Regions from separate parts of the Homo sapiens genome. Here all the other regions are linked to region 4. The links are chromatin loops, found by intact Hi-C in ENCODE. Cell type or tissue: heart right ventricle. All regions are shown on one strand.

Region 1 (8,000 bases), 500 kb before region 4:
AGCCTTCCCCTGCCTCCGTTGGTTCCTGTGCAGCCCGAGCCTCCCAGACGAGCGCCGCCCCCTGCTCCAGGGCGCCCAGTCCCATCTACCGCCCAAGGGCTGAGGAGTGTGGGCGCACGACACCGGGACTGGCAGGCAGCTCTACCTGCAGCCCTGGTGTGGGATCCACTAGGTGAAGCCAGCTGGGCTCCTGAGTCTGGTGGGGACGTGGAGAACCTTTATGTCTAGCTCAGGGATTGTAAACACACCAATCAGCACCCTGTGTTTAGCTCAAGGTTTGTGAGTGCACCAATCAACACTCTGTATCTAGCTGCTCTGGTGGGGCCTTGGAGAACCTTTATGTCTAGCTCAGGGATTGTAAATACACCAATCGGCACTCTGTATCTAGCTCAGGGATTGTAAACGCGCCAATCAGCGCCCTGTCAAAACAGGCCACTCGGCTCTACCAATCAGCAGGATGTGGGTGGGGCCAGATAAGAGAATAAAAGCTGGCTGCCCGAGCCAGTATTGGCAACCACCTCGGGTCGTCTTCCATAGTGGGGAGTGTTTGTTCTTTTGCTCTTTGCAATAAATTTTGCTACTGTTCACTCTTTGGGTCCACGCTGCTTTTATGAGCTGTTACACTCACCGCGAAGATCTGCAGCTTCACTCCTGAGCCAGCGAGACCAAGGAAGAAACTCCGAACACATCTGAACATCAGAAGGAACAAACTCCAGACGCGCCACCTTAAGAGCTGTAACACTCACCGCGAGGGTCCGCGGCTTCATTCTTGAAGTCAGTGAGACCAAGAACCCACCAATTCCGGACACACTACTGCCTGCATTTCAGAATAGTAACCTCTGTGTGTACTGAGAAACCTTTACAGTCATTGATGCGGGAATGGCCTCAACACTTGACTACTCTCCTTTTACCGGGAATCCCATGAATAACAGAGAAGATAGGTTTTTTTGTTTTGTTTTTGTTTTTTTGAGATTGAGTTTCACTCCTGTCATCCACGCTAGAGTGCAATGGCGCCATCTCTGGCTCACTGCAACCTCTGCCTTTTGGGTTCAAGCAATTCTCCTGCCTCAGCCTCCTAGCTAGCTGGGATTACAGGTGCCCACCACCACACCCAGCCAATTTTTGTATTTTTAGTAGAGATGGGGTTTCACTGTGTTGGTCAGGCTGATCTCAAACTCCTGACCCCAGGTGATCCACCCGCCTCAGCCTCCCAAAGTGCTGGGATTACAGGCATGAACCAACACGCTTGGCCAGAAGAAAGCTTCAAAAAGAAAAGGGGAAAAAAAATCAGTGAGAACCTAGGCAATGAAACCTTCTCCCAGGGCAGCTGTGTTCCTGACTTTGTAAACTTCTGACTTCTGTACCATGGGCCTGAGTGGGGGGAGGCGGGGGGAGGCGGGGGTAGCCTGGGAGAGCAGGGGCTATAGGCAGAATGTCTATCTTATGAATAGGAGAAGGGGAGCTCTGTTGCTTCTGAAGCATCCTGAGGGTGTGGGAGTGGACCTCACTCTAGGGTGGGTGCTCAGAAAAGCTATGTTGAAGAGAATTTGCATGAGTCAGAGTTACGCCAGTAAGGAAGATGTTATTCAAGATGATAGGGGAAGCTAACCCCGACTCTGCTGACACCATGGGCTGGAGGGCTTCTAAGCATAAGCACTGGGGTGCCCTAGTGCAAAAGTCCTGGAGGATGTTGGGGTAAGGTTGCTTGGTGGGATGTGCCAAGTACATTGAGTTGTTCCAGAGTTTGCAAATGTTTTTTTCTGTGATTGGGTCATCTGTGGTTGCTGGGCTCAAGCGATCCTCCTGCCTCATCGCCTCAGCCTCCTGAATAGCTGGGACTACAGGTACGCACCCCCCATGCCTGGCAGTGTTTCTTCAAGTTAATGGTAGAAGAGAAGGGAGGTCGGGGTGAGAGTCAAGAAGCCCATCTAAAGTCCAGTCAAGCTGAGTCTAGGTCAACCGTGTCCTTGCCCCTGAATTCCACAACTTCTGTTTCCTCTTGGAGGATCCTCTCAGTTGTGACACTTTGCCTTTTGCCCACTAGATGGCACTGCTGCAGTGCTTGCTTCAGAAACCTAGGCGATGGGAAACCGTCAGAGACCCAGGCAGGACCTTGGTGGCAAGAAGATTTTAATGCACAAATCTCCTCTACTCAGTGGCTTGTCTCTGGATTTCTCTCTATGGTGTTCATGGGGCCCTGAATGCCATATTTAAACTTAGAGTTTTGCTGAAGCACACAGCCCTGTCGTAAAAGCGATTGTATGCAGATTAGGGTTTCCCTGCTCATGCTTGCCTTTGGGATGTGGGCCACCAGGATTGGCCTTTGCTTGAGTGTCCTGATGGGCAGAGTTAACCAGCTCCTGGATGGCTCATGACCTCAGCGCTCTCGTGATAGCCACAAGAGTTGATCCTTGCTCTGCAACCCAAAGACTTGATCTGTTGTATCTGAAGGATATGACCACAGAGGTGGGCGTTTATTTTATTTTATTTATTTACTTACTGAGACAGAGTCTCACTCTGTTGCCCAGGTTACAGTGCGTTGGTGCAATCCTAGCTCACTGCAGCCTCGAACTCCTGGGCTCAAGCCATCCTCCCACCTCAGCCTCCAGAGTAGCTGGGACTGCAAGTGTACACCACTATGCCCGGCTAATTTTTTTATTTTTGTAGAGATGGAATCTTGCTATGTTGCCCAAGCTGGTCTTGAATGCCTGGCCTCAAGTGATCCTCCCACCTCAGCCTCCCAAAGTGTTGGGATTACAGGTACGTACCTTTGACCCAGTATATGGCAAAATTTGAAGCTTAGAATCAAGAAAGCTGAAAGCAAAGACAAAATGGGAGGGTTCTGTTATCAGGACAGAGTCTAGAAAACCCCCTGCAGAGATTTCGCCAGGGCGTGGCTGAATCACTCTGGAGCACATCCTAGGTGACAAACAGGCTCTCATACCCTCTTCTGACCTGAGCCCCCTCCAGGGACCCAGGTATGAAAGGTGGCTGTGATAACCCAGGAAATGAGCCTGGGATATCGTCAGGTTACCTGGGATAGTTAAGAGGTCTGGGGTGGACAGATGGAATGAGATAAAGTCCCTTGCATGGTATCCAGCATGTAAGGCATTTTGGTTGCTATTCTTTAAAAATGGATTACTGTTACTATTCTTAGTGACCAGGGGATCCATACTTTGAATTGCTACCTGCCTTTAATACTTTTGGGGGTTTCACCTCTGAGGATGGTGTCTGACATCTTGCTGTGCCCTAGCAAGGTAAGATGTGAGCAAGAACGCTACCTCGGCGGCTTCTTTTATTTTTAAAATTTTATTTATTTTTTAAAAATAAAGGCCAGGCACGGTGGCTCACACCTATAATCCCAGCACTTTGGGAGGCCGAGGCGGGTGGATCACAAGGTCAGGAGTTTGAGACCAGCCTGACCAATGTGGTGAAACCCCATCTCTACTAAAAATTCAAAAGTTAGCCAGGCATGGTGGCGCACACCTGTAATCCCAGCTACTCAGGAGGCTGAGGTAGGAGAATCACTTGCACCCGGGAGGCGGAGGCTGCAGTGAGCCGAGGTCGCACTACTGCACTCCAGCCTGGGAGACAGAGTGAGATTCCGTCTCTAAAAATAAAAATAAAAATAAAAATAAAAATAAAAATAGAGATGAGGTCTCGCTATGTTGCCCAGGCTGGTCTCGAACTCCTGGCCTCATGTGATCCTCTCACCTTGGTCTCCCAAAGCTCTGGGATTATAGGCATGAGCCATGGTGCCCAGCCCTCTGCAGCTTAACAAGTTCATGGGACTCATCAGGGCTTCATGTGTAGGATTCAGGGAATCTATGAGCTTGGATGGGAAAATTATTCCCTTTGTTTCGTTTACCTCTAAATGAAAGATAACATTTCCTTTAATTATGAATGTAAACAACAAACCACTGTAGACAAAACAGAACCTGACCTTTTGTCACCAACAGAAATCACAGATTTTTTGTCAAATTATAGGTGCTGCAGAAATCTTGTAATAACATTGATGCTCATACAACTTTGAAATTATAGCGAGTAGACCCATCACTTATGGTCTATTTAATGCATTAATCAAAAGTACATATAGTTCTAATAAAGTATACATTATTTATTTATTTTCTTTCTTTCTTTTTTTTGAAAAGATACAAGTTCTCACTTTGTCTCACAGGCTGGAGTGCAGTGGTGCCATCATAGCTCACAGCAACCTCGAACTCCTGGGCTCAAGTGATCCTCCCACCTCTTGGGTAATATCTTTATAGCAGTGTGAGAAAGGACTAATAACATTTCACAGTCTTAAACTCTAGATTTTTTTTTACAGTGATGCATTTTTTCACTTCAGCCTCCTAGGTAGCTGGGACCACAGGTGGGCCAACATGTCCAGATAATTCTTTTTTTTTTTTTTTTTTTTTTTTAGAGATGGGGTCTTGCTATGTTGCCCAGGCTGATCTGGAACTCCTGGTTTCAAGCCGTCCTCCTGCCTCTGGAAGGCCCCCAAATGCCTGGAGGTACAAGGCCAACCCAGGGCTGGTACCATGCGTCGCAGCACAGGCCAGGTCATAGAAGGGAACGTGTTCGCTAGCTCTGGTCTCCTCTGACCACCCCTCATCCCCATCCGCATCGCTGCTCCGCCGGGGAGAAATCAATGAAGCCTCACAACCCTCCTGCTTTCCTTCATTTCAGGGGAAAGGAAGCAGCGGAATCAAGGCCAGGCGCCAGCAGGGGGCGCTAGAGCATCGGTCTTCAGAGCCCGGCTTCCCAGCTGAGCTCCCGCGCGGGACGTCCAAGGAGCAGACACCTGCTCAGGGCGCCTCCCTCCTCGGGGGGCCTGCGGGTGCTCCAAACACCCGGCCAGACCTAGCCTTGGGCAGCCTAGGCCGCTTCACAGCTTGCTGTCGCTGTATACCTTAAAATTTGCATTCCCTTCAACAGGTTAGGTAGGACATTAGGGGGAAGCCACGACCAGAATGCAGTTCAGATTTCCAGCGGGGGCGCTGCGCCTGCAGGTGCTGGGAGAGCCAGCCCGCACCCCTCCCTTGCAAGACTGGCACTCCCTGTGTCTCCCTCTCCCTCCCTCCCTCCCTCCTTCCCTTGCTCCCTCCCTCCCTCCTTCCCTTGCTCCTTCCCTCCCTCCTTCCCTTGCTCCCTCCCTCCCTCCTTCCCTCCTTCATTTTTCTTCCCTCTTTCCTTCCTACTTTCCTCTCTCCTTCCTTTTCTTTCTCCTTCTCCCTTTTCTTTCTTTTTATCCTTCTTTCCCTCTTTTATCTTTCCTTCCTTCCTCCCTTCCTTCCACTCTCTTTGGCTTTCTCTGTAAATATTTCTCTCTTGTCTCTATTTTTCTAATTCCTTATTTATTTCTCCCTGTCACTCTGTACTTGTTTCTCTGTATCTCTTTATCTCTTTTCATCTCTCCTGTCCCTTTCTGCCTCTTTCTCCTTTTCCCTCTCCCTCTCTCTGTTACACACACACACACACACACACACACTCATGATTTTCTCCTAGGCCTGCAGCTCTTTGAGGCTGGAGGCCAGCCCTGCAGCTCATGAAATCCGGGAATCCGCAGGGATTGCAGTGGGTGGGCAGCCTCTTTAATAATTGCTTCCATAGTCAAATACTGCAGGCCCTTTTGTGACTCCTCCTCCAGGCAGACTCACCACAGGGCACAATGCAGCCTGCATTGTAGGTGGTGGTGTGCAAATCCACAGGTGCTAGCATCTCACAGAACATTCTCCTTCTACCACCAATGACCCGAGTCACCTGGGATAAGGTACTGAACCTCTCTGGGTCTGTTTCCTTGTTTAAATGGGCCTCTCCAAATTAGATTAAATCTTGTATCTAAACAGGGGTCTTGTGAGACTACTATGTGTGGAAGACAGTGTGGGGTTTTTGATTTGTTTTAGTTTGTTTTTTGAGATGGTCTTGCTCTGTCGCACAGGCTGGACTGCAGTGGTGCTATCATGGTTCGCTGCAGCCTGGATTCCCTGGACTCAAGCGGTCCTCCAACCTCAGCCTCCCGAGTAGCTGGGACCACAGGCATACGCCACCACACCTGGCTAATTTTTTGTATTTTTTGTAGAGACGAGGTCTCACTATGTTGTCCAGGCTGGTCTCAAACTCCTAAGTTCAAGCAATCTGCCCACCTTGGCCTCCCAGAGTGCTGGGATTACAGGCGTGAGTCGTCCTGCCCTGCCTGTAGACAGCTTTTGAAATGGCTCCCAGCGACGGCTGCCTCTTGTTGTTCACACCCCTCTATAATCCCCTCCCTTTGCGATGGGCCAAACTGAGAGACTCACTTCTAGCAAAAAGATTATGGCAAAAGTATGGGATTTCACTTCTGAGATTTGGCTACACAAAATTGATTTCCGTCGGGCCAGCTCTTCTCAAAGGTGCTCCTTGCTCACGTGCTTTGATGAAACTGTACTGTCATGAGCTGCCCTACAAAGAGGCCCACATGGTGAGGAACTCAGGCCTCTGGCCTCTGGCCAACAGCCAGTAAAGAACAGAGGGTCTCAGGCCAACTGAATCATCCCAACAATCGTGAATCTTGGAAAGGAATCTTCCCTCAGTTGAGCTTTCAAATGTCTCCAGCTGTACCCGACATCTTAATTGCAGCCTGGGAGAGCCCCTGAAGCAAAGGACTCCCCAAAGCTGCCTTCAGGAGATGACCCCCAGAGACTATGAGGTGATAAATGCTGTTGTTTTAAGTCACTGGATTTTGGGAGAATTTATTATGCAGAAATAGATAACTAACACAATATGTAAAAGATGTTGTGTTATAGCTAGAGCAGGCTAAAGTGCAGTAACAAATAACCCCAGACATGAAATGGCTCAACAAAACAATCCTGGTTTGGTATTCAGGTCAATGAGGAGGGTCTCTTTCATTCAGATATTTAGGGACTTAGATTCCTTCCCCCTTATGGCTCTACCATCCCCTAAGGCCCTGTTGTTTTCTGCATCCAGCCCAGAAGGAGAAAGGGAGCGTGGTCAAGGCAAAGTCACCCCACAAAAGCGCAGCCCCAAAGAGCTACCTGTGATATCTACTCACATTCTTTTGGGGAAAGTTATTATTATTATTATATATTTTTTTGAGATGGAGTCTTGCTGTGTCATCCAGGCTGGAGTGCAGTGGTGAGATCTCGGCTCACTGCAACCTTCACCTCCCAGGTTCAAGTGATTCTCCTGCCTCAGTCTCCCAAGTAGCTGAGATAATAGGTGCACATCACCACACCCAGCTAATTTTTTTGTATTTTTAGTAGAGGTAAGGTTTCACCATGTTGGCCAGGCTGGTCTCAAACTCCTGACCTCAAGTGATCTGCCCACCTAGGCCTCCCAAAGTGCTGGGATTACAGGCATGAGCCACTGTGCCTGGCCTCTCTTGGGGAAAATTATATCGCATGTTTCCACTTACTTTCTAAGGAGATTGAGAGCTATATCTACTGATGGTGGCTCCAATCTTAGAATGCATAGTATAGGCCTAGCCTCAAACTACTCAATATATATTGGCCCTAGGGAGTCTGGCCCTACCTAGGTTCTTCGTCTCCATGTCACCTCTCCTGACACTGAAATTGTCAGGGACTTGTCTACTGAGAAGTTCTTTCCTTTTTCTTTTTCTTTTTCTTTTTCTTTTTTTTTTTTTGAGATGGAGTCTCGCACTGTTGCCTGGGCTGGAGTGCGATGGTGCGATCTTGGCTCACTGCAACCTCCGCCTCCTGGGTTCAAGCAATTCTCCTGCCTCAGCCTCCCAAGTAGCTGGGATTACAGGCACCTGCCACCATGTCCGGCTAATTTTTTATATTTTTTTTAGTAGAGACGGGGTTTCACCATGTTGCCCAGGCTGATCTCAAACTCCTGACCTTGTGATCCACCTACCTCAGCCTCCCAATCCTTTTTTCATCTCGTACGTGGCCCATGTGTCCTCATGCTGCCTAACCACAGCCTGGGAGAATCTTCTCTCCTCTGGCCTGCTTCTACTCAGGCTGTAGATTTGACAGAGT
Region 2 (8,000 bases), 490 kb before region 4:
TAGCTGGGATTACAGGCACATGCCACCACGCCCAGCTAATTTTTGCATGTTTAGTAGAGACAGGGTTTCACCATGTTTGCCAAGCTGAATGATACATCGTTATTAACTGAAGCCTATTGCTTGTTCAGATTTTCGTGAATCCTCATATCCTTTTTTTCAGTTCCAAATCCCATTCAGGATACTACATGACATTTATTTGTCACGTCTCCATAGGTGCCTCTTGGCTAAGAGGTGACATTTTTCTCAAGCTTTTCTTGTTTTTAATGACCTTGATGTTTTAAGGAGTACTGGTCGGATATTTTGTAGGGTGCCCCTGTATTGTAATTTGTCTGATGTTTCTCTCATGATTGAACTGTAGTTATGGATTTTGGGGAGGAAGATTGCAGAGGGGAAGTACAATTTTCATCACATCGCATCAATGGGACATGTTATGGACAAGATTTTTGACAGCTGATGCTGACTTTGATCACCCGGCTAACACAGCGTTTGTCAGCTTTCTCCGCGGTAAACCTTTTTTTCTACCTTTTCATAGGGCATTCTTAGGAAGAAAGCCACTATGTACAGCCCACACTTAAGGAGTGAAGAGCTGTGTTTCCCCTCCTTTACATAAAGTAACTACATAATTTATTTGGAAATCTTCTATATATGAGATTTGCTTCTTCTCAAGAAGAAATTTTGAAACAGCCAAGAGTCTATGATCATTTCTTCTCCGTCTGCTAGACCTAAAATACGCCTGTTGCATTTTCTTGAAACAAAAGACTTGGGAAGGCACATTTGAATTTGCCCATGATTAAATATTAAGTATTTTTTTAAAATAAATAGTGTGTTTTCTTTTCCCCTTTGAGAGTCATCCAGTTAAATAAACTTTGAACTGTCAAGTCTGGTTCTCCTCTCTACAAGTGACATGTAACAAATACAGCTTTCATCTCCCAGCTGCTGTGCACATCTCCTTGAAAAGAAGGCTCTTGGACACTCATTTCTGTCACCTGAGCACACAGCTCACATTCTTATCAGCACTTGGATGCTGGGACAGGGAGCTGTCAGAAGGGTCACCTAAGAACAGTGGGGTCACATAGGCATGGGACTAGCAGTAGCAGTCAAGGCTTGAACCTCTCCAGGCACACAGGGCTCCCTCCCTCCTGAAACCTCCATCCCAGCTTTGGGAGCATGGCTCTGTTAGAAAACAGGTTCTTTCATTGAGTCAAAACCATCGCCTGGCTTCCATCCATTTGGTCCCACTCCCATTCTCTAGGTCATAAAGAACAAATTCATATCTCCCAATGATGTTCTCGTCTGCACACACACCCCCACCATGGCCCACTGATTGTTCAAGGCACTGATGATGATCTGCCCAAGTCAGATTCCCCCCAGCCCAACGCACTTGGTTCTTGATTTCTTCATTGTTAAGATGTGACTTCCAGGCTCATTAACACCCCAGCTGTTCTCCTTTGAGTGGACTTCAAGGTGCCTCCTGGGTTTTCTTTTCTTCTTCTTATTTTTGAGGCAGAGTGGTATGGTTTGGCTCTGTGTCCCCACCCAAATCCCATGTTGAATTGTAATTCTCAATGTTGGGGGAAGAAGCAGGTGGGAGGTGATTGGATCATGGGGGCGGATTTCCCCCTTGCTGTTCTCATGATACTGAGTGAGTTCTGACGAGATCTGGTTGTTTAAAAGTGTGTGGCACTTCCCCCTTCACTGTCTCTCTCTCTTTCCTGCTCCAGTCATGGAAAGACGTGCCTGCTTTTCCTTCACCTTCCACCGTGATTGTAAGTTTCCTGAGGCCTCCCAACCAAGCTTCCTGTAGGTGCATCTGTGAGTCAATATCTTTTCTTCATAAACTACCCAGTCTCGAGTAGTTCTTTACAGCAGTGTGAGAATGGACTAACACACAGGGTCTTGCTCTGTTGCCCAGGCTGGAGTGTAGTAGTGTGATCATAGCTCATTGTAGCCTTGAACTCCTGGGCTCAAGCAATCCTCCTGCCTCAGTCTCTGCAGTACCTGGGACTATATGGCATTCGCCACCATGCCTGGGTAATTTTTAAATTTTTTGTAGAGAAAGGGTCTTGCTATGTTGCCTCAAACTCCTGGTCTCAAACTCCTGGCCTCAAGTGGTCCTCCCACCCTGGCCTCTAAAGGTGCTAGAACTACACGCATGAGCCACACACCAGGACTTTATCCTGGATTTTCTACCCTAAGACCCCATAGGCTTCTTATGGAAACTGCTGACTCATTGATGCAACTTAAATAAAGCCTATCTCATTTTATATCAGATGCTCGCTCAGCCCTAGCTCCTCTAGTTTGCATTAGTACAGCTGGTTTATTTATTTATTATTATTATTATTTTTTGAGACGGAGTCTTGCTCTGTCGCCCAGGCTGGAGTGCAGTGGCACGATCTCTGCCCACTGCAAGCTCCGCCTCCTGGGTTCACACCATTCTCCTGCCTCAGCCTCCCGAGTTGCTGGGACTACAGGCCCCCGCCACCACGCCTGGCTAATTTTTTGTATTTTTAGTAGAGATGGGTTTCACCGTGTTAGCCAGGATAGTCTCCATCTCCTGAACTCGTGATCCGCCCACCTCAGCCTCCCAAAGTACTGGGATTACAGGCGTGAGCCACCGCGCCCGGCCTAGTACAGCTGGTTTTGATGACGAAAATGCAGGAACTCAAAGTTATTCCATTAAAGGTAATTGTGTCCTGACCCTGTTGCGTATCATGTATGTATATGAGGTTGTATGCATCTACACGCAAGTCTTAGCGGGAAAGGAGGTTCAGAATGACGTAAAACCGTAGTTTAAATCTCTCCGGGTGGTAGGATTATTGATGCTATTTTATTTCCATTATTACTTACCTGAACTATCATTTTTTCTTGAATGAACTTCTTAATTATTTTGCAATTTACCAAAAAACTTTTTAATCTCACGTGAGTCAGACTATTTTCTCAGCCTACGGAGGACTCTCTGAGCTATTTCAGGGAGAACTCGTCACTCTTTGAGAATCCTTAAAGTGCACATTTGTTGGCACTTTAAGGTGAAAGACAGACGCAGAAGTGTGACAGGAGGTTGGAGGTTGAGACAGCACTTGGCTGTTGTAAAGCAGTTGTTTTTTCCTTTGGAATGAAGCTCCTCCCAGGGCCTGAGTGCATGTGCGCGCACGCGCGCGCGCGCGCACACACACACACACACACACACACACACACCAATGAATCTCTGCTCCTTTAGCATTTAAGGGTCCACAGCAATGTATCTAGACATATTCCTGCAGATCCTCACTCCCCTCCTCCTCTCTCATCTAAGGTTTTCATGTTAGAACAGGGACAGCAAAGCAAAGTCACATGGCAGGCAGTATAGCCTAGTGGTACCGAACAAGAGATTTTTCTTTAAGGTAAAGACAGGGTCTTGCTATGTTGCCCAGGCTGGTCTTGAACTCCTGGCCTCAACTGACCTTTTTGCCTTGGCCTCCCAAAGTGCTGGGATGACAGGCATGAGCCACCATGCCCAGCCCAGAACAAGAGATCTGAGTGAGATAGACTGAGGTCTGAAACCCAAACCTGCCAGGTACAGACTATGTGATATTGAGACAGGTTATTAATCTCCCTGAGTTTCAGTGTTCCCATCTATAAAGAGAAAATGATAGCACCTGCCCATAAGCTTGCTGGGAGGATGAAAAGAGAAGGTGCTTATAAAAAACTATGCAGGCCGGGTGTGGTGGCTCATGCCTGTAATCCCAGAAGTTTGGGAGGCTGAGGCAGGTGGATCACAAGGTCAAGGGATGGAGACCATCCAAGCCAACATGGTGAAACCCCCTCTCTACTAAAAATACAAAAAAAAAAAAAAAAAAAAATTAGCCAGGTGTGGTGGCACGCGCCTGTTAGTCCCAGGTACTCAGGAGGCTGAGGCAGGAGAATCGCTTGAACCTGGGAGGCAGAGGTTGCAGTGAGCCGAGATCACACCACTGCACTCCAGCCTGGGTGACAGAGCAAAACTCTGTTTAAAAAAAACAAAAACAAAAAACCCTTTGCATAGTGCCTGGCACATAGGAAGTGCTCAAATCATGGTGGTACTTATGGTTAACAGTGACAATTATCCTTTTCTGCCCTCCTCACTGGGCACCATGCTTGAATCTACCCTATCAGAAAATATCCCCAGGCAATGCAGTTAACAGCAGCCTGATAAATCAGCATACCCACAAGATAAATCCAGGGAAAGCAATAAAAACAAAACAAACAAAACAATCCCAAACAAAACCAAAAGCCTTCCCTGTATTTGAGAGAAATAGTCACCTTCCCCATCTGGTCTCTGGTGCTCAACTTCTTCACCCCTCTGGGAAATTCTTTTAAAAAGCAGATATCTTAAAACAAAGCAAAACAATAACACAACAGCAAGTTCTTCCCAAGACACCAATGGAAAGCAGTGGCTATGTCCTCCGTAAAGATCGAGGGGCTTTCTTCCAGGAAGCTGTTATCACTCATACTTATCTCACAGCAGTCAAGAGTAAGGCACGAGTTTGGATGACACCTCTGGGATATTGTCACATGCACTGGGGGAGCTCGGAAGAGCACGGAGGGTCGTCATGGATGGTTGCATACAGGTTCTTCATAACAGTGTGAGAACAGACTAATCCACAGGGTGTTGCTCTGGGGCCCAGGCTGGAGTACAGTGGTGTGATCATAGCTCACTGCAGCCTTGACCTCCTGGGCTCAGGCGATCCTCCTGCCTCAGTCTCTGGAGGCTGGCAGGGCGGATGGGAATCAGGAGTCTCTGGTTTTCTTTCTTCCCAACCTCTTGCAGGTTTCCTTTGCTTTGTCACTGTGCCTTCGGCTGGTTACCGATTAGAACCTCACGCAAACTCTCCAGAAAGAAAAACAGCTTCTTTCCAGGGGCCAGTGCCAGATTCTACCCTCTAAATGAATTGTGAGGTTGGGCGTGGCGGCTCATGCCTGTAATCCCAACACTTTGGGAGGCTGAGGCAGGAGGATGGCTTGAAGCCAGGAGTTCAAGACCAATCTGGACAGCACGGTAAGACCCTGTCTCTACGAAAAATTTAAAAATTATTCAGGCATGGTGGTGTGTGTCTGTAGTCCCAGCTGCTCCAAAGACTAAGGCAGGAGGATTGCTTGATCCCAGCAGTTCAAGGCTGCAGTGAGCTATGATTGTGCCATTGCATTCTAGCCTGGGCAACAGAGCAAGACCCCATCTCTGAAAAATAAAATAAAATAAAATAATTATGGTAATGGCTTTGATAAGTACTTAGAACCCCATTAATTTGGGCACATTTATAGTAGGTTGGGTCTGAGCTTTTGGGGGCAAAGGGAATTTGAATTATAAAACAGTGGTAATATCAGCGCAGTCTCAGGGTACACCTGAACTGGAACTTTCCTCTAGTTCCCACATGAGCCCCAGGCGGAGAACACTCTTCAATGAAGTGGGTACAAATAGCAGACAGATAGGATCCATCCCAAGGGAGGCCTCTGAAGCACTGAGAAGACACACAGGTAAATAGCTTTTTAAAAAAATTTTTCATTTTCTGAGCCTTATTTATATGAGCAAATGTTTAGGCATATGTTAAACTCAAGTATCACAAATTCTGAATCAAAGAGGTTGCATCTTGTATCGAAGCAGAGAAATCAAGAGGTGTAGCCTCTGGCACCAGAAGTTTGGTTTGGTGCCTTGGGCTAGGACTGGAGATTTCATTCTTTGTGTATTTTCAAGGGCAAAATGCCTGGGGAATAACTGAAAAACTGAGCAGCCTATATCTTCCTTTTTTTATCTTCATGGTGGGATTACAAGTGCTCCGCTTCATAACTAACCAGTGGCTGTGCCGCAGGCCTCTGTAGAAATCTCAATACCCAAAGCTCATGCTGTTGCCCAGGGCCTATTGCAACTGTCCCACCAAAAGCTTTACCTTTTTCTGCCTTTCCAAGTGGCACAGTGAAGGAGAGCCCACACTCTCAGGACTGGAGGAGCAGATATAATATTAGCTACCAATGAACTATGTATTCAGGAAAAAGATTAGTACAATCGATATAGATGAAGTCCACCAAGTATCCCTATACCTCACTCTGACCATGCTTTCCAATGTCCTACCCAACAAACTGTGAGATTTTATTCTTGATACAGTCTGGATATTTGCCTCCTCCAAATCTCATGTTGAAATGTGATCCCCAGAGTTGGAGGTGGAGCCTGGTTGGGAGGTGTTTTGGTCCTAGCTTGGGTAATGAGTGAGTTCTTGCTGTATTTATTCCTGTGAGAGCTGGTGGTTTAAAAGAGCCTAGAACCTCCTCCTCTGTCTCTTGCCTTCTCTCTCTCTCACAAGGTGATCTCTGCACACATCAGCTCCCCTTCACCTTCCCCCATGAGTGGAAGCAGCCCACAGCCTTAACCAGACCAGATGCTGGCACCATGCTTCTTATGCAGCCAGCAGAACCATAAGCCAAATAAACCTCACTTCTTTATAAAAGCACCCAGCCTCAGGTTTTCCATAACAGCAACTCAAATGGACTAAGACAGTTCTTTTCCCCACAAGGTAAGATAGGAAGAAAAGCAAGAGTTAGAAACACCCACTCTGTGGGTAATTTTTTCTCTTAGAGATAAGAGCTGCAGTTGGTTTGTTGGTAGCACCTCCTTATCAAACTTCTCAACAAGATAAAAGGACGTGTGTGTAATGGAAAGTGACTCAACCTGTGCTTCTCCAACTAGGGATTTGCAGGCATCTAGGCAGCCTCTGACTTTCGCATGTACAAGATGTCTGTAAGATTTTCAAAGTTTTTTTGTCTTTATTTTGGTGATTATCGGAAAATTAGGTCAGGTGCAGTAGCTCACCCCTGTAATCCCAGCACTTTGGGAGGCCGAGATGGGCCATTCACTTGCAGTCAGGAGTTTAAGACCAGCCTGGCCAACATGGTGAAACCCCATCTCTATTAAAAATACAAAAATTAGCCAGGTGTGGTGGCACACACCTGTAGCCCCAGCTACTCAGGAGGCTGAGGCAGGAGAATCGCTTGAACCCAGGAGGCAGAGGTTGCAGTGAGCTTAGATCATGCCACTGCCCTCCAGCCTGGAAGACAGAGTGAGACCCTGTCTCTAAAAAAAAAATTAATATGAGCATCTTCTGCATTACCTGGATGGCCCAGATGAGTACTGAACGTGGCTTTAGTTCATGTGTTTGTGTGCCAACAGCCCTGGGGCTAAGTTGTTCTACGGGAATTGTCATAAAAAGAAGAAGAGAGTGGTGTAAAAGCAAGAAGAGAGTGGTGGTTTTTTTTTTGTTATTGTTGTTTTGTCAAGACGGAGTTTCCTTCTTGTTGCCCAGGCCAGGCTGGAGTGCAGTGGCACAGTCTCGGTTCATTGCAACCTCCGCCTCAGCCTTCCAAGTAGCTGAGATTACAGGTCCTCACCATCACGCCCAGCTAACTTTTGTATTTTTAGTAGAAATGGGGTTTCACCATGTTGCCCAGGCTGGTCTTGAACTCCTGACCTCAGGTGATCCACTCACCTTGGCCTCCCAAAGTGCTAGGATTACAAGCATGAGCCACTGCACCTGGCCGAGGGTGGAGATTTTAATAGAAATGTGTTTGTTGCTCAGGAAAGCTGCTAGAATATAAATTCCCAGAGAGCAGGATTTCTATCCTCTTTGCTTACTAATTTACTACACCCTAGAGAGACGGTAGGTGCTCAATAAATATGGGGTAAATGAATGGTGAGTAAACATTTCCAAAATACTCCAGAGTACAGGAAACTAGAGGGAGAATCAGGTTATCATGAGGCACAGAAGAACCTCTGCTGGTTCAGTTGGTTCCACATTCACATCTGAAGCAGCAACGATTCCATTTCGGTGAGTGACAGTGCCACCAGGTTAAATGAATACTGTTAACTGAAATTTTATCTACTTTGTTGGTTTGTTCATATCGACTTGTAAATTTATTCTTATATTATAGCTGCAACAGACCTATGAGTAGAAGCCATTTTATGTTTACACATATTTGAGAAACACTATAGTAAAAAA
Region 3 (8,000 bases), 400 kb before region 4:
GAGGGACAGCCTCTTTTCTTCATCTACCACTCTAAGACTTGATATTAGTGTCAGAGGGATTTGAACCAGAGCAACTCCATCTTGAATAGGGGATGGGTAAGATAAAGCTGAGACCTACTGGGCTGCATTCCCAGGAGGCTAGGTGTTCTTAGTGACAGGATGAGATAGGAGGTTGGCACAAGATACAGGTCATAAAGACCTTGCAGATAAAACAGTTGCGGTAAAGAAGCTGGCCAAGATCCACCAAAACCAAGATGGTGATGAGAGTGACCTCTGGTCTTCCTCAAGGCTCACTATATGCTAATTATAATGCATTAGCATGCTAAAAGACACTCCCACCAATGCCATAACAGTTTACAAATGCCACAGCAATGTCAGGAAGTTACCCTCTATGGTGTAAAAAGGGGAGGAACCCTCGGTTCTGGGCATTGCCCACTCCTTTCCTGGAAAACTCATGAATAACTCACCTCTTGTTTAGCATATCATCAAGAAATAACCATAAACATGGGCAACCAGCAGCCTTTGGGACTGCTCTGCCTATGGAGTAGCCATCCTTTTAACCCTTTACTTTCTTAATAAACTTGCTTTCACTTAACTCTATGGCTTGCCCTGAATTCTTTCTTGCGCAAGATCCAGGAACCGTCTCTTGGCCTCTGGATCGGGACCCCTTTCCAGCAATATTAGCACTGCTCACTTCACCAGATGGAGCAGATGGTCTGACATGCTGGCTGAGCACAGCGACAGCGTACAGGAGATCCCAGCCTGTGACTCATCTACCAAGTCAGTGCTGAGCTATGTCCCAAACTCCCTATCTCGACTGACCCTCACCCTCCCTGGCAAGCCCCTGTTCCCATGGTTCCATCCTGGCCCCATTTGGGACATCTCACTCTGACCTCAGGCTTCTGTTCTTCTGGTTCTCTCATTCACTTACTCCCACTAAACCTATTTGGAGGGAAGCCCTCAGGCTACTTGATGGCTAAAAAAAAAAAAAAATGGCCAGGTGCGGTGGCTCACGCCTGTAATCCCAGCACTTTGGGAGGCCGAGGCAGGTGGATCACGAGGTCAGGAGATCAAGACCAGAAAAATTCTGGCCAACATGGTGAAATCCTGTCTCTACTAAAATACAAAAAATTAGCCGGACATGGTGGCTGTGCCTGTAGTCCCAGCTACTTGGGAGGCTGAGGCAGGGGAATCACTTGAACCTGGGAGATGGAGGTTGCAGTGAGCCGAGATCGCGTCACTGCACTCCAGCCTGGCAACAGAGCAAGACTCTGTCTCAAAAATAAATAAATAAATAAAAATAAATAATAACAACAACAAAGTAATGAGAGCTAGCATGTAACTGTGTTTTCAGCACTTTACATTTATTAACTCCTTGTTAATTCGATCACGTAATAACATGATGAGTTATGTGCTACTGTGCTGCCCATTTTACAGATGAAGAAACTGAGGCACAGAGAGTTAAAGAAAAAATAGCTCTAAGTCATCCGACTCCATCCCAGGTTGAGCTGGGATTTGAATCCTGGCCATCTGCAGACACTACTCCTCTATTTTTGCTATGCATTTCTCTTCTTTTCGTCCCCAGCTTACAGTCTGTTCTCCATCACTTCCACACCCTCTTACTGTTTTACCTCTTGTACCACTGACCTATCACTGCACTCACATGGCAAAACCACAACCTGGGATTGAACCAACCACCTGCATTTTCTGGACCAATATCCCAACGACTGAATAAGACTGGAGAAAAATGTACAGGCACACAGAGTTGTCACTATCAATGTATGTCCTCAAACCTAAACTGGTCACTTGATACAGCCAGAGAAGCCTGCTAAGTCTACCCGGAAAACTCCTTCTTGGGTCTTCACTGCAGCTATTTCAGTCTTCCCTGTTCTCAGATCTCCAACCACTTCTCACTTTCAGCTGATGACGTCGCCTGCTATTTACTGGAGCAAACGGAAACCACCCAGTGGGAAGTCACTCAGTCCTCTGTTGCCAAACCAGTTTGCCTCCACCTGAACCAGATTCCCACCTACCCTCCTGTTACAGGGGAGATGTGGCCCTTCCCCTATGTGTTGGATCTGTCCATCCTCCTTCCTTGGGAGCCTATCCCACCTGTCCCCACTGCCTCTTCCCAAGTCCACCATCTTCCCCAGAGAACTGCAGTGTTCTAATAGTCTCCCTGTGTCCCCCACTCCCTGCTTCTAGCTATGAGCCACATCTCTTCTGCAGCAAGATTTTAAAGCACAGAGTATAGTGAACAACAATGTATTGCACATTTCAAAATAGCTAGAAGAAAGAACTTGAAATGTACCCAATACATAGAAAAGATAAATACTCAGATGATGGATATACCCCAAATGGCCTGACTTGATCATTATGTCAGAGGCGTTTGAACCAGAGTGACTCCATCTTGAATAGGGGCTGGGTAAAATAAGGCTGAGACCCACTGGGCTGCCTTCCCAGGAGGTTGAGGCATTCTTAGTCACAGGATGAGACAGGAGGTTGGCACAAGATACAGGTCATGAAGACCTTGCTGATAAAACAGGCTGCAGTAAAGAAGCTGGCCAAAACACACCAAAACCAAGATGGTGACGAGAGTGACCTCTGGTCGTCCTCACTGCTACACTCCCACCAGCGCCATGACAGTTTACAAATGCCATGGCAACGTCAGGAAGTTACCCTATATGGTCTAAAAAGGGGAGGCATGAATAATCCACCTCTTGTTTAGCATATCATCAAGAAATAACCATAAAAATGGGCAACCAGCAGCCCTGCCTATGGAGTAACCATTCTTTATTCCTTTAATAAACTTGCTTTCACTTTACTCTATGGACTCGCCCTGAATTCTTTCTTTCATGAGATCCAAGAACCTTCTCTTGGGGTCTGGATCAGGACCCCTTTCTGGTAACAATTACACATTCTATGCAGGTAACAAAATTTCCCATGTACCCCATAAATACATACAAATATAATGTGTAAACAAAAATGAAATTCTAAGGCCCCTCAACCATCCGAATGTACTTCCTCCTTAGCCACGGCTATTTTAAAATTTAACCCGAGAGACTGTTTCAGGCCATGATGGGAAGTGGGGGTCAGACAGGCCTCATGATATCTCTCCAGCATTAACATCAATACAGACTTTAAGTCTAGTAAGAAACATTTTACAACCTCTTTTCTCTAAAGCCTAGTACCTAAAAGCTTCCTCTGCAAATAAGAACTTCGGTCTCCATAATCGTTTATCTGAACCTGGGCATTCCTCTTTTTTTTTTTTTTTTTGAGACGGAGTCTCACTCTGTCACCCAGGCTGGAGTGCAGTAGCGAGATCTCGGCTCACTGCAACCTCTGCCTCCCGGGTTCAAGCAATTCTCCTGCCTCAGCCTCCTGAGTAGCTGGGATTACAGGCGCCTGCCACCATGCCCAGCTAATTTATGTACTTTTAGTAGAGACGGGGTTTCACTGTGTTGGCCAGGCTGGTCTTGAACTCCTGACCTCATGATCCACCCGCCTCAGCCTCCCAAAGTGCTGGGATTACAAGCGTGAGTCACCATGCCCGGCTGGCATTCCTTTTTATGGATCCCAGGTCTTCAGATAAACTCAGCCAATTGTCAATCAGCAAAATTTTTAATCGACCTATAAGCTGGAAACCCCCTGCTTCGAGTTGTCCAGCCTTTCTGGACCAAACCAATGTATTTCTTTTTTTCTTTTTCTTTTTTCTTTTTTTTTTTTTTTGAGATGGAGTCTCGCTCCGTCGCCCAGGCTGGAGTGCAGTAGTACCATCTCGGCTCACTGCAACCTCCGCCTCCCAGGTTCAAGCAATTCTCCTGGCTCAGCCTCCTGTGCAGCTGGGACTACAGGTACTGGCCACCACACATGGCTAATTTCTGTATTTTTAATAGAGACGGAGTTTTACCATGTTGGTCAGGCTGGTCTCGAGGTCCTGACCTCAGGTGATCTGCCCGCCTCAGCCTCCCGAAGTTCTGGGATTACAGGCGTGAGCCACCGTGCCTGGCTTATATTTCTTAAATGTATTTGATTGATGTCTCATGTCTCCCTAAAATGCATAAAACCAAGCTGCGCCCCAACCACCTTGGGCACAAGTTCCCAGGACTTCCTGAGGGCTGTGTCCCAGGCGATGGTCACTCACATTCGGCTCAGAATAAATCTCTTCAAATATTTTACAGAGTTTGACTCTTTTTGTCAACAAACGGACCCCCCAAAAGTGCAAATCTGACCATGGCACTCCCCATCTTCAGTGGCTCCACACGGCCCTTAGGAGGTCTAAATTCTACCAATTGCACATGGACAGAAAGATGGAAGTAATAGACACTGGAGACTCCAAAAAGGGGGAGGGAAGGAGGGGGCTGAGGGTTGCAAGATTACCTGTCGAATACAATGTACAATATTTGAGAGATGTCACTGCCCGAGGGGTTCTTCCTGCCCACTGCATAAAGAAAGACCACAGTATTGTAGTAGAGAGAGTTTAATAGACAGGAGGCCAGTCACACCATGTGTGTGGGCATGGGCTGGGCCCTTGGGCCCTCCACCCAAGCTCCCCAACCCCCTTTGTCTCTGCCTTGCCCGGGGCTGGCTCCCTTCTCAATGCTTGATGTCGCTGAGCACATGACTTCAAACTGAAAGCAAAAAAATGTGCTTTTTCCTTTGGACCCTACCTGCAAATGCCAATTACGCCTTGGATTTGCCAGCAGCTGGTAGGAATGAGTGAGAGGCTTGTCTCTGAGATGACTCATTTCCTCTCTGGTATTTGCAAGGAAGCAAGGAATGAGCAACCAGAAACAGAGCTTCAAGAACAAATTCCACCCTACAAATGCTGCGAGGATCCTCTCGGGGCCCTCAGAGGGCAATGAGGCATGTTATATGAAGATTAGCAGAGAGAACAGAAATCCCCTACATAAATAAATAAATAATGAGCCGGTAAATACTGACAGCCGCATTCATTTCCTCGGCCACATTTCCCTTTAACACTCCCTGCCTGGTAAAAGAAGTTTGCTTCTGAATAAGGACTTCGGGAGAATCCTCCCCAAGCCATCAGCCGACAGGAGAGCTATCCCGGCCCCCAGGACAAACTGCGTAGCCTCAGTCTGCCCCTTTGCAGGGGGTCAGGTTAGGCAGGCCATGATTTGAAGCCCCATCCTATGATTTTATGATGCAAACTCCCCACATTGCACTAGAGTGTTCCATATTGGGAAACCTTCCCAACCCACAGCCGGGCTGTGCCTGGGACATGGCGAGTGAGAATGGCAGGGACTATGTTTTCTTCACTGACACCTTCCCAGTGCCATTCTCTGTGAACCACATTTAAGCACCCCCTAGAACTAAATAATCAATAATCAACCTTCTTTTTTTTTTTTTTTTTTTTTTGAGACAGAGTCTCACTCTGTCGCCCAGGCTGGAGTGCAGTGGTGCGATGTCGGCTCACTGCAACCTCCCACTCCCGGGTTCAAGCGATTCTCATGCCTCAGCTTCCCAAGTAGCTGGGATTACAGGCGTGTGCCACCATGCCCAGCTAGTTTTTGTATTTTTAGTAGAGACAGGGTTTTGCTATGTTGGCCATGCTGATCTCGACCTCCTGGCCTCAAGTGATTCACCCACCTCAGCCTCCCAAATTGCTGGGATTACAGGCATGAACCACCATGCCTGGCCAAGATAAATAGTATTTTGATGCAATGTTTAATAAATCAAAAATCATGCAGAAAATCCACGGTGAGCAAAATGTCAGAAGTTGAAATAAAGACAGGTTCCCCGGGCTCACAATCCTCCCCCTGGTCTGGGCCCTGAGAGAAGGAGTTTCCACCAGCCCTTCTCACTTGCTACATTCTGGTTGTATTTTCCATCCATGTCTAGCGTGGTCCCAGATTCTCTCCTCATCCTTGTCCCCAACACACACAGACCCACAGATGCATTAGATGTATTCAGCTCGGCTGAAAGTGCTTGTGCTTTTGAGCTTGGTCGTAGATATCACTCTACTCACCCAAGTCAGAACAGGGCCCCTCATGGACACTCTCACCCCATCAGAGCACCTACTGCCTTCTCCTTTCTTTGAGGGCTAGGGCTGGATCTTGTGTAATATTCGAACCCCAACACCGGGCAATGGGAATCCCATCCATATCACAGGAATGAATGCATGCATGGACAACCTGAAATAGGGCAGGCAGATCCCAGTGCTCCCGGCACCCGGCAGGTGGTCCCCCAGGGCCTTGCTTCCAGGGACAAAAGCTCACAGTGGAAAAGCAGCCTGCTCCACAGTGGAAAAGCTTGGCCGGACACAAGGCTGTTCCTTATCTTGAGCCTTAATGGTCCTTGTAAGAGCATCTTTTCAGGTATCTGAAGAAAGGGCTCTCTCAGCCCCAGTCTTTTTTCTTTTTCTTTTTTTTTTTAGACTAAACATCTTCAGGTCCTTTAAAGCCTTCTTTAAAGGGCTGGATGCAGTGGCTCACACCTGTCATCCCAGCATTTTGGGTGAACAAGGCCAGAGAATTGCTTGAGGCCAGGAGTTTGAGACCAGCCTGGGCAACAGAGCAAGACCCCTGTCTCTACACACACAAAAAAAGAATAACTCAGCTGGGCGAGTTAACCCATTCAAATGCTAATCTCTTCTGAAAACACCAGCACAGACACGTGCAGAATTAATATTTAATCCGGGCACCCTGCGACCAGTGAAATTTACCTATGAAATTAACCATCCCAATATTGCACCTCAGCTCAAAACCCTCCCATGGCTCCCATTCTACTCAGAGTACACACCAAGATCTACATGACGGCAAATGGTTCATCCTCCTCCTTCCTTCCCTTATCTCCTCTCACTCTCACCTTTGCTGATGCCACTCCGGCCACAGTGGCCTCCTTGCTCTTCCTCAACTGGACCAAGCTTGTTCTTGTTGAAGGGCTGTTGAATTTCCCATCCTTCCCACATGGAATATTCTTCCTCCAGAAGCCCACAAGACTTGTTCCCTTACTTCATTCAGATTTACTACTGAGTCTGGGCATGGTGGCTCACACCTAATCCCAGTGCTTTGGGAGGCCAATAAGGGATGATAGCTGAAGCCCAGGAATTCCAGACCAGCCTGGGCAACATAGTGAGACCTCTCTACAAAATATTAAAAATTAGCTGGGTGTGGTCATGCATGTCCATCAGTACCAGCTACTCAGGAGGTAGAAATGGGAGGATCGCTTGAGCCCAGGAGGTTGAGGCTACAGTGAGCTATGATCATACCACTGCACTCCAGCCTGGGCAACAGGGCAATTGTCTCAAGAAAAAAAAAAAAAGTAAAAATAAAAATAAAAGATTTACTACTTAAACACTTCCTTACACCACAATGTTCCCTGGCTACAGAATGCAAAACAATCTCCCCTCTCCCTTCCAATCTCTCTCTCCTTTCTCCAAATTATGTATTTATTTGCTCATTGTCCACTGCAACAGGCAGGAATTGTATCTGTTCTGTTCCTTCCTGCATTCCCAGGGCCAGAATAGGGCCTGGTACCCAGTAAGTGCTCATTGAACAACTGAATGAATAAACGAATTGAAGTACCTGTACCCTAATTTATCAGCATCAACACATACTATTCTTGGGTAGTATTCTAACGACGTGGCCTATCTCAAATTTGCTTATTTTCTTTAAATCTGAAATGGCACTTCTCCCTTGGGTCCTCAATATCAAGCTCCATGATTTCCGGATTGCACTGGAAGATCCAAACACTTTGTCCTGGCTGTTTTCAGCTCTTGCTGAATTCAGTCTCTGGCCTGCCTTTCAGTATGAGGTGCCCTGGTATTTTTAGAAGAGCACTTCTCATGTGTTTGTGAGGGCCAATTACACCAGCTGCCTCTCTGGGTATGTTTCCATTTGCTGGCTGATTTTTACATTCCATGCAAACATTGATGAGATTGTCCACTAAATGGGTATCAATCCTAACAAGCATCAATGAAATTCCGGTTCTGAGTGTCCTTGGCCACCATAGCTACCCGGTGAAACTCATTAGGGTCC
Region 4 (8,000 bases):
TAAAAATACAAAAAATTAGCCGGGCGTGGTGGTAGGCGCCTGTAGTCCCAGCTACTCGGGAGGCTGAAGCAGGAGAATGCGTGAACCCAGGAGGCGGAGTTTGCAGTGAGCTGAGATGGCGCCACTGCACTCCAGCCTGGGCGACAGAGTGAGACTCTGTCTCAAAAAAAAAAAAAAAGAAAAAGAAAAAGAAAAAAAAAAAAAAAGAAATGTGATCCCTAATGGCAGAGGTGGGCCAAGTGGAAGGTGTTTGGGTTTTGGAGACAGATCCCTCATGAATGGCTTGGTGCCCTCCTCATTGAATTGAGCAAGTTCTTGCTCCACTAGTTCACAAGAAAGCTGGTTGTTTAAAAGGGTCTGGCACCACCTTCTCTCTCTCTCTTGCTCCCTCTCAACATGTGACATGCAGGCTGCCCTTCCTCTTCAGCCATGAGTGGAAGTTTCCTGAGGTCCTCACCACAAGCAGATGCTGGCACCATGCTTCTTGTACAATCTGCAGAACCATGAGCCAAATAAGCCTCTTTGCTTTGTAAATTACCAACCCTCGGGTATTCTTTTTTTTGGGATAAGGTCTCATCCTGTCACCTAGGCAGGGGTGCAGGGGCGTGATCATGGCTCACTGCAGCCTAGAACTCCTGGGCTCAAGCAATCCTCCTGCCTCAGCCTCCCAAGCTGCTGGGACTACAGGTTCACATCACCATACCTGGCTAATTTTTTAAATTTTTTGTACAGACAAGGTCTCCCTATGTTGTCCAAGCTGGTTGGGAACTCCTGGCTTCAAGCAATCCTCCTGCCTCAGCCTCTCAAAATGCTGGGATTACAGGCATGAGACACTGCACCCAGCCTCAGGTATTCCTTTATGGCAACACAAACAGACTAAGAGGAAAGGGAAGAGTAAAGCATGCTCCTTGCCTTTAAGAGCAAAATTGGAAATGGAACGTGGCACTTTGGTTCACATCCCTGTTCTTTGGTTTATATCTCCTTAGAGGAAAGGATCTACTCACCTCCAGGCGACCACAATGCAAGAGAAGCTGGGAAGTATCATTCTTCTCTGGGTGGCCACATGTCCAGCTAAAAAGCCTATCTCTAGGGAGGGTGAAGTGGACAAACAGCAATCTTTTTCACAAAGGGGGAAGGATACAACAGAAGTTGATGTTTATCCCCAGGGAGCTTACTTACCCAAACAACTCTACCATCAGGGCCCTTACCAGATCCGCCAAACCAGGGAGGAGAGAAAGAGTGAGAAAGGTATCAAGTAATCCAAGGGCATTCGTCTCCTTGAAAATTTTTAACTTTAGAATATTCCAAGTATGATGGCAAAACAAGCCACTTTCAAAGAACTTACAGAGAACATCATCATAAACACAGCAAGCTCAGAGCCAGAGCAACAGAACTATCTGATCCCCAAAATGCTGCCATTTCCATTCCCAATATCAAAGACATGGAATCAACCTAGGTGCCCATCAACAGTGGACTGGATAAAGAAAATGTAGTACGAGTGGCTCACACCTGTAATCCCAGCACTTTGGGAGGAAGAGGCAGGCGGATCACGAGGTCAGGAGATCGAGACCATCCTGGCTAACACGGTGAAACTCCGTCTCTACTAAAAATACAAAAAATTAGCCAGGCGAGGTGGCGGGCGCCTGTAGTCCCAGCAACTCGGGAGGCTGAGGCAGGAGAATGGCGTGAACCCGGGGGGCGGAGCCTGCAGTGAGCCGAGATCGCACCACTGCACTCCAGCCTGGGCGACAGCGAGACTCCATCTCAAAAAAAAGGAAAAAAAGAAAAAAGAAAATATGGTACGTATACGCCATGGAATACTAGACAGGCATAAAAAAGAACAAAACCATGGCCTTTGCGGCAACCTGGATGCAGCTGGAGGCCATTATCTTAAGAGAATTAATGCAGACACAGAAAACCAAATACTGCATGTTCTCACTTATAAGTGGGATCTAAACAATGGGTACCTATGGACTTAACAGGTGAGAACAACAGACACTGGGGACTCCAAATAGAGGGAGACAAGAAGGGAAGTGAGTGTTGAAAAACTACCTACTGGATACTGTGCTACCTAGGTGATGAGTTCACCTGAAGCCCAAACCTCAGCATCATGCAATAAACCGTTGTAACAAACCTGCACATGTACCCCTTGAATCCAAAATAAAAACTGAAATTAAAAACAACGAAAAAATACATTTGATATCTGAGATTATATCTCATCTAAATACAATTGACAATTCTCCGGTCTCGGCTGAGACAGGCATGCATCTCTGTCTACTTCTGTCTTCTCCCCAGGCTGTGAAGTAGCTACTAGGTAAGGATCCAAAAGAGTTAGGCAAGCTTTTAACGTTCCACCCTCTAAGGGAAAACGTGGGAAATGTCACTTCTGTGTAACTGTGAGGCATTCTTTTATTTCAATATGTCCAAAGTCTCTTAAAACACCCAAATGTAAGAAAACTGAGTTTTAACTCCCAGTGACTCAAATGTAATATAGGACAGAAATGACAGCTTATTTTTAATAAGCTCTGCAAACAACCACTTCCCCTTACTCTGAAGTCACTTATCACTTTATTCTTGAAGAATAACAATGTAAAACTCATTTTTCTAGCCACACTCAGCATTTCCTAAATGGATGGCTTAAATTTCAGAGTGTGAGCTAGTAAAGTTATTTTTAAACCTGTTTTCCAGAGCCTCGTCACATGTCCCAGCTTGTCTGTGTCCCTACTTTGGGGCCTGGAGTGAAAAACAATCCCAAGCTCTGCTCAGCTGTGCCGTTTCAGAGATCCAGCCCTGCTTCGTGAAATCAGAAGCCTTGGGGTTAAAGCATCACTGGCCCTTCTAGATACTGCTGTCATGCAGGAACCTCTCAGAAGAAAAGAGAAAGGGCTTTGACATTAGATCTCTCTTGCTGCATAACAAATTACCCCAACTGAGTCATGAACACAGTATTTTTTTATTTCATTTATTTATTTCTTTTTCAAGACAGGGTGTCTCTCTGTTGTCTAGGCTGGGGTGCAGTAGCACAATCATAGCTCACTGCAGCCTTGAATTCCTGGGCTCAAGTGATCCTTTTGCCTCAGTCCCCAGGTAGCTGGGACTACAGGCATGTACCACCATGCCCAGCTAATTTTTATTTATTTTTTTTTGGGGGGGGGTACAGACAGGGTCTCACCATGTTGCCAAGGCTGGTCTTGAACTCCTGGCCCTAAGTAATCCTCCCACCTCAGCCTCCCAAAGCATTGGAATTATAGGCATGAGCCACTGTGCCCAGCCCAAACAATATTTACTATCCCAGAGTTTCTATGGGTGGGAAATTTGGGCATAGCATAGCTTGGTGCCTCTGACTCAAGGTGTCTCATTAGATTGCAATGGGACTGTCGGCTGGGGCTGCAGGCTCATCTCTAGGCTTGACTGGGGACAAGGGGGAATTCTCCTCCAGATTCACTCACACGGTTGCTGACAGGCCTCAAGCCCTTGCCATGTGGCTTATCTACAAGGGGACCTCACGGTGTGGCAGCTGAGTTCTCCCAGGTGAGTGACATGAGAGACGGAGAGAGGGCACACCCTAAGATAGAAGCCACAGTCTTATTATAACCTAATTTCAGAAGTGGCACACATGGTCTCTGCTGCATTGTAGTTATTAGAATGAGTCAATAGGTCCCACCCACATTCCAGGGGAGAGGATTAACAAGGGTATAAATGCTGGAGACCCCCACGGGGCCACCAGACAGGCTGCTGACTACAACCTCCTTGTGGTATGAATGGGTGTTTAACCGCACACAGAGAGAGGCACCATTTCATTATCCCACTTGGAAGCCAGAACACACACAGAATCCCAGTCATTCACAGGGCTGGCGAGACCTTCATTTCCCCACCTTTCAATATTTAGCCCATCATTTATAATAAATACTGAACACAGACCAGGTGCAGTGGGGTGATGGCTCATGCCTGTAACCCCAACACTTTGGGAGGCTGAGGCAGGAGGATCACTTGAGCCCATAAGTTGAAGGGTGCAGTGAGTTATGGTCACACCACTGCACTCCAGCCTGGGAGACAGAGTGAGACCATGTCTCTCTAAATAAATAAATAAATTCCGAATGCAGCTAGATGCAAATGTGAAAGGCTTCTGGGAGAGACCTCTTTCCCAACCCCTCACCTTCCCTGCCTCCCACCCTGGAACCAGAGTCCCCTCCATGCCTGAAATACTGCAAAAGAAAGTAACTGCTCTTGGCTCAGTTCCTCTGGGGCTCTCTCCTACAGTTCTGCCTGCTCAGAGAGAGAGTGTGGCTGCTCTGCCCTCTGCCTTATGGAATGTGCTCTGTGCCACAGGGGAGCTGCCCAGCTCTGGCTCTGTTTGCTGAATACATTAAATAGTGGAGTGGATTAGTGGGAGACTCACTGTGGCCATGGATCTAAGCCACGCCCTTAAGCACAGCTTCTCTCAATAAATAAAGTGGATATTTTTCACTCCATTGGTCAGATTCCCGTGTTTATTTCTCAAGTGATTTCAAACTCAGCAAGGATAGAAACGGGTGCCCCCTAACGCATCCCCATCACACACAAAGATCTAGTCCACCAGTCCACACTCCTATTTGAAAAGTGAGTAAACTGAGGCATTAAGAGGCAGTGGGGTGATGGGAAAACATCCCCAAAAAGTTCCAAAACTCTTATTTAGCCACTAATTATTTATTAAGCCCCTGGCTGTGTGCTAAGCTCTGTGCTGGGGCTGGCTATTTTCCGTTTACTTGTTTGTTTGTTTGGTTTTTGAGAAAGGGTATCACTCTGTCACCCATGCTGGAGTGCCATAGCCTGATTATAACTCGCAGTAGCCTCAAGCTCCTGGGCTCAAGCAGTCCTCCCATGTCAGCCTCCTGAGTAGCTGGGACTACAGGCGTACACAATTATGCCCTGTTTTTTCTTTTTTTTTTTTTTTTTTTTTCAGAGATGGGATCTTACTATGTTGGCCAAGTTGGTCTCAGACTCCTGGCCTCAAGCGATCTGCCTTGGCCTCCCAAAGCGCTGGGATTACAAGCATGAGCCACCACATCTACCCAGGGCTGGCCCTTATTCCAGACATCTTCCTGTTCCGTCCCAGGCAAATGACTACACCCCTCTGAGCCCCAATTCTCTCATCTTGAAAATGGGGATCAAGTGAAATGGTGCATATAAAGTTCACACCTACAGTAAACAGTCAACAAATGTCAGCTACTCCCCCGAACTTGCCGGGGGAATGCCTACTTGCATTACATACGGAGACAATAAAGCTATTTTTCAAAGGCAATTTAAAGAAGGAGGCGATCTGCCTATGATTGGATGAATGGGGGTATTTCAGTTCCACTCCCGTGGTTTTTGACCCTACCTCCCACTCTCTGGACCCCCAAAAAAGAATGTGGCAGCGTGTTTGTGCATTGTCAGGGAGCCACGAGATTCCCTGGGTGTTCTGGCAGGCGATGCATGAGATTTTGCCAGGGCAGTAACAAACCAAGACAAAGAACTTAGGCATCTCCCTCAAGGACACTCAGTGAGCGTGGAGCACAGACAAAAATAGAGCAGAGGATGGATCATTCCCTTCCCCGTCCTGGCTTTCTTTTCTTCTCTCTCTCTAATGGCTTAGATTATTATTTTCTCCCAGCACGACCATCAGCTATTAGAGCAGGTGCAGTTTTTGTAAACACCCCGCAGAAGTGCTGCGAGGGAGGTCAAGGGCAGGTGCCCCCGCCGAGGGCTGGCCTGGATTCCATGTTTCTGGTTCTTGTTGCTATTGTTCGGTTGCATCAGCACACAGCCTGGAGGTTGCATCCTGCGATCCAGGAGTGTTTGGCAGCAGAGGGAACACCAGCCCGTCCCTCCCAGGTGGGACAGATGACAGCAAGTCTAAGGCAAAGCAATGTATTCCCCATCTTATAGAAAAAGATAACAAGGCACCCCTATAGGCAGCCAATTATGCAGGCACCCAGGATGTGTAGTTTGCAGAGCCCTGGAGAAAAACGCCCTAAGCAGGAGACTAGGCCCGTCCAACAGTGAGGCTGTGAGGACAATGGTATTGCTGAAACCTACAGCCAGTGGCCTTGACAAAGCAGTTTGCTTTCTGGTGCAGCAAGTTTCAGTTTGGTCTTTGGAGCTCAGTTTTACACCATTGAAAATTAAAATACCCTGAGATAGGGTAGCAATGAAGCCCTCAGCCGCCCCTTACACCTCAGTGTAAGTGAGTTTGTCAGCTCTTTTCCTAAGAGAGTAGATTTTTATTTTTTTTTTTATTTAATTTTTTTGAGACAGAGTCTCACTCTGTCTACCCAGGCTGAAGTGCAGTGGCGCGATCTCAGCTCACTGCAACCTCCACCTCCTGGGTTCAAGCAATTCTCCTGCTTTAGCCTCCCAAGTAGCTGGGATTACAGGTGCCTGCCACCACGCCCGGCTAATTTTTGTGTTTTTAACAGAGACAGGGTTTCTACCATGTTGGTTAGCCTGGTCTCGAACTCCTGACCTCAGGTGATCCACCCGCCTCAGCATGCCAAAGTGCTGGGATTAAAGGCGTAAGCCACTGTGCCTGACCAAGAGCAGACTTTTAAATGGCACAGGAGATGCAAATCCAAGGACACTGGGAACCAGATGGAAGGAAGAAGGAGTGGAGCTTGTCCCCATGAAGAAGGAGTGGAGCTTGAGGAGAAGGGCACCCCCTTCCTCATGCTTCCCGGTGCTGGAGCTGGGGGAACCCAGGCCACAGGCTAGACTAAATAGAAGTTTGCTTTCGTTTGGTGCAAGACCCATTACTTTCCATCACTGGGAGCCTGAATGCGGTGCTGGGAGATTGATAAAAGCCTGACTTTTCAGTAAATCTGGAGAAAAATATCTGATGACGTTTTATTTTGTTCTTCTGTATTTTCTGGTCTTATGGAAACTAATTCTGTACAACAGCGGTTCCATCAAAGCCTTTCTTTTCTTCTCTCCCTCCCCCTTGCAACACTGGACAAAGATTTCTCATTTCATACGTCATTTATTCCAGCAGTAATTCTATCCGAGTCACTCCAGGTCCTTCGCAAACAAAAACAGCAAAATGAAATTCGGTGGCAGTATTAAGATGACGGTTGCGGGTGATGCAGCCTTCTGTGCAATAAAGTCACAAACCCTGGGCAGAGGGTCTGATTCTCAACCACGGGCAACACCTAAAACGAACAGACCAAATTTTTTTTTTTTTTTTCCGAGATGGAGTGTTGCTCTGTCACCCAGGCTGGAGTGCAATGGCGCAATCTTGGCTCACTGCAACCTCTGCCTCCCGGGTTCAAGTGATTCTCCTGCCTCAGCCTCCCGAGTAGCTGGGACTACAGGCGCACGATGCCACACCCAGCTGATTTTTTGTATTTTAGTAGAGACAGAGTTTCACTGTGTTGCCCAGGCTGGTCTCAAACTCCTGAGCTCAGGCAATCTGCCCGCCTCAGCCTCCCAAAGTGCTAGGATTACAGGCATGAGCCACCGCGCCCCGCTGAACAGACCGAACTTTTTATCCTTAAGATCAAAATCAAACCTCCAGCGTCCTCTGCATAGGCAGGAGACCCAACAGTCACTATGCAGGAGGAGACAAGGTACAAAAAGGCACTTAGACACCCAGGCCACCTGGCAACACAGAACAAATCTCCAGTCCCCAAATTCAGGAGTCAGCATCCCTAATATGGAAACCTGCTTGAACAGTGGAAATAACGCATCTGGTTCAGCACTGTGGTTTATCTTGCTAGAAAGTTCCATGTCAACATGGTTCATTATGACCACGGATGAAAGCAAGCTCTGTTCCAGGACAGGCAGCTCAGTTTGTAGTGGGTGCAGTTTAGTTTCCCTCCATTCACCCTACCCCTTCCCTCCTCCTTGGTTTGTACTTCAAGGTTAAATGCAATGGGTCGGGAGCGGTGGCTCACATCTCTAATCTTAACACTTTGGGAGGCCGAAGTGGGCTGATCACCTGAGCTCAGCAGTTCAAGACCAGCCTGGGCAACACAGTGAAACCCTGT

What was found. Hi-C counts contacts between places; a loop is a spot of excess contacts. Peaks named below come from ENCODE experiments on the same cell type or tissue, not always from the same donor. Only the 100,000 strongest peaks of a DNase experiment are listed, where the experiment ranks them.
Region 1: a loop joins it to region 4, with 5 times the contacts of the local background. A loop is called at or near these places in 18 of 110 quality-filtered maps.
Region 2: it touches region 4 in a loop (2.8-fold over the local background); 18 of 110 quality-filtered maps call a loop at or near these places.
Region 3: a loop joins it to region 4, with 2.4 times the contacts of the local background. A loop is called at or near these places in 3 of 110 quality-filtered maps.

What each region holds. Positions count from the first base shown.
Region 1 is chr7:71,730,188-71,738,187 of GRCh38, reverse strand. No RefSeq gene overlaps it. Among named protein-coding and RNA genes, the nearest start is that of MIR3914-1, 430 kb to the right of the region's middle. RefSeq lists an enhancer at 4,736-4,925. In heart right ventricle, CTCF peaks have their summits at 2,038 (motif pointing right), 4,516 and 4,729 (motif pointing right); DNase peaks (open chromatin) are centred at 2,037 and 4,747; H3K4me3 peaks cover 435 bases; H3K27me3 peaks cover 318 bases.
Region 2 is chr7:71,720,585-71,728,584 of GRCh38, reverse strand. No RefSeq gene overlaps it. Among named protein-coding and RNA genes, the nearest start is that of MIR3914-1, 420 kb to the right of the region's middle. In heart right ventricle, no CTCF peak of the experiment used is centred here; no DNase peak of the experiment used is centred here; H3K27me3 peaks cover 592 bases.
Region 3 is chr7:71,630,483-71,638,482 of GRCh38, reverse strand. All of the region lies in intron 6 of GALNT17 (polypeptide N-acetylgalactosaminyltransferase 17), which reads right to left. Among named protein-coding and RNA genes, the nearest start is that of MIR3914-1, 330 kb to the right of the region's middle. In heart right ventricle, no CTCF peak of the experiment used is centred here; no DNase peak of the experiment used is centred here; H3K27ac peaks cover 1,821 bases.
Region 4 is chr7:71,234,451-71,242,450 of GRCh38, reverse strand. The region is part of intron 1 of GALNT17 (polypeptide N-acetylgalactosaminyltransferase 17); the gene reads right to left. Among named protein-coding and RNA genes, the nearest start is that of MIR3914-2, 69 kb to the left of the region's middle. RefSeq lists an enhancer at 2,874-3,374. In heart right ventricle, a CTCF peak has its summit at 4,319; DNase peaks (open chromatin) are centred at 4,316 and 5,777; H3K27ac peaks cover 5,938 bases.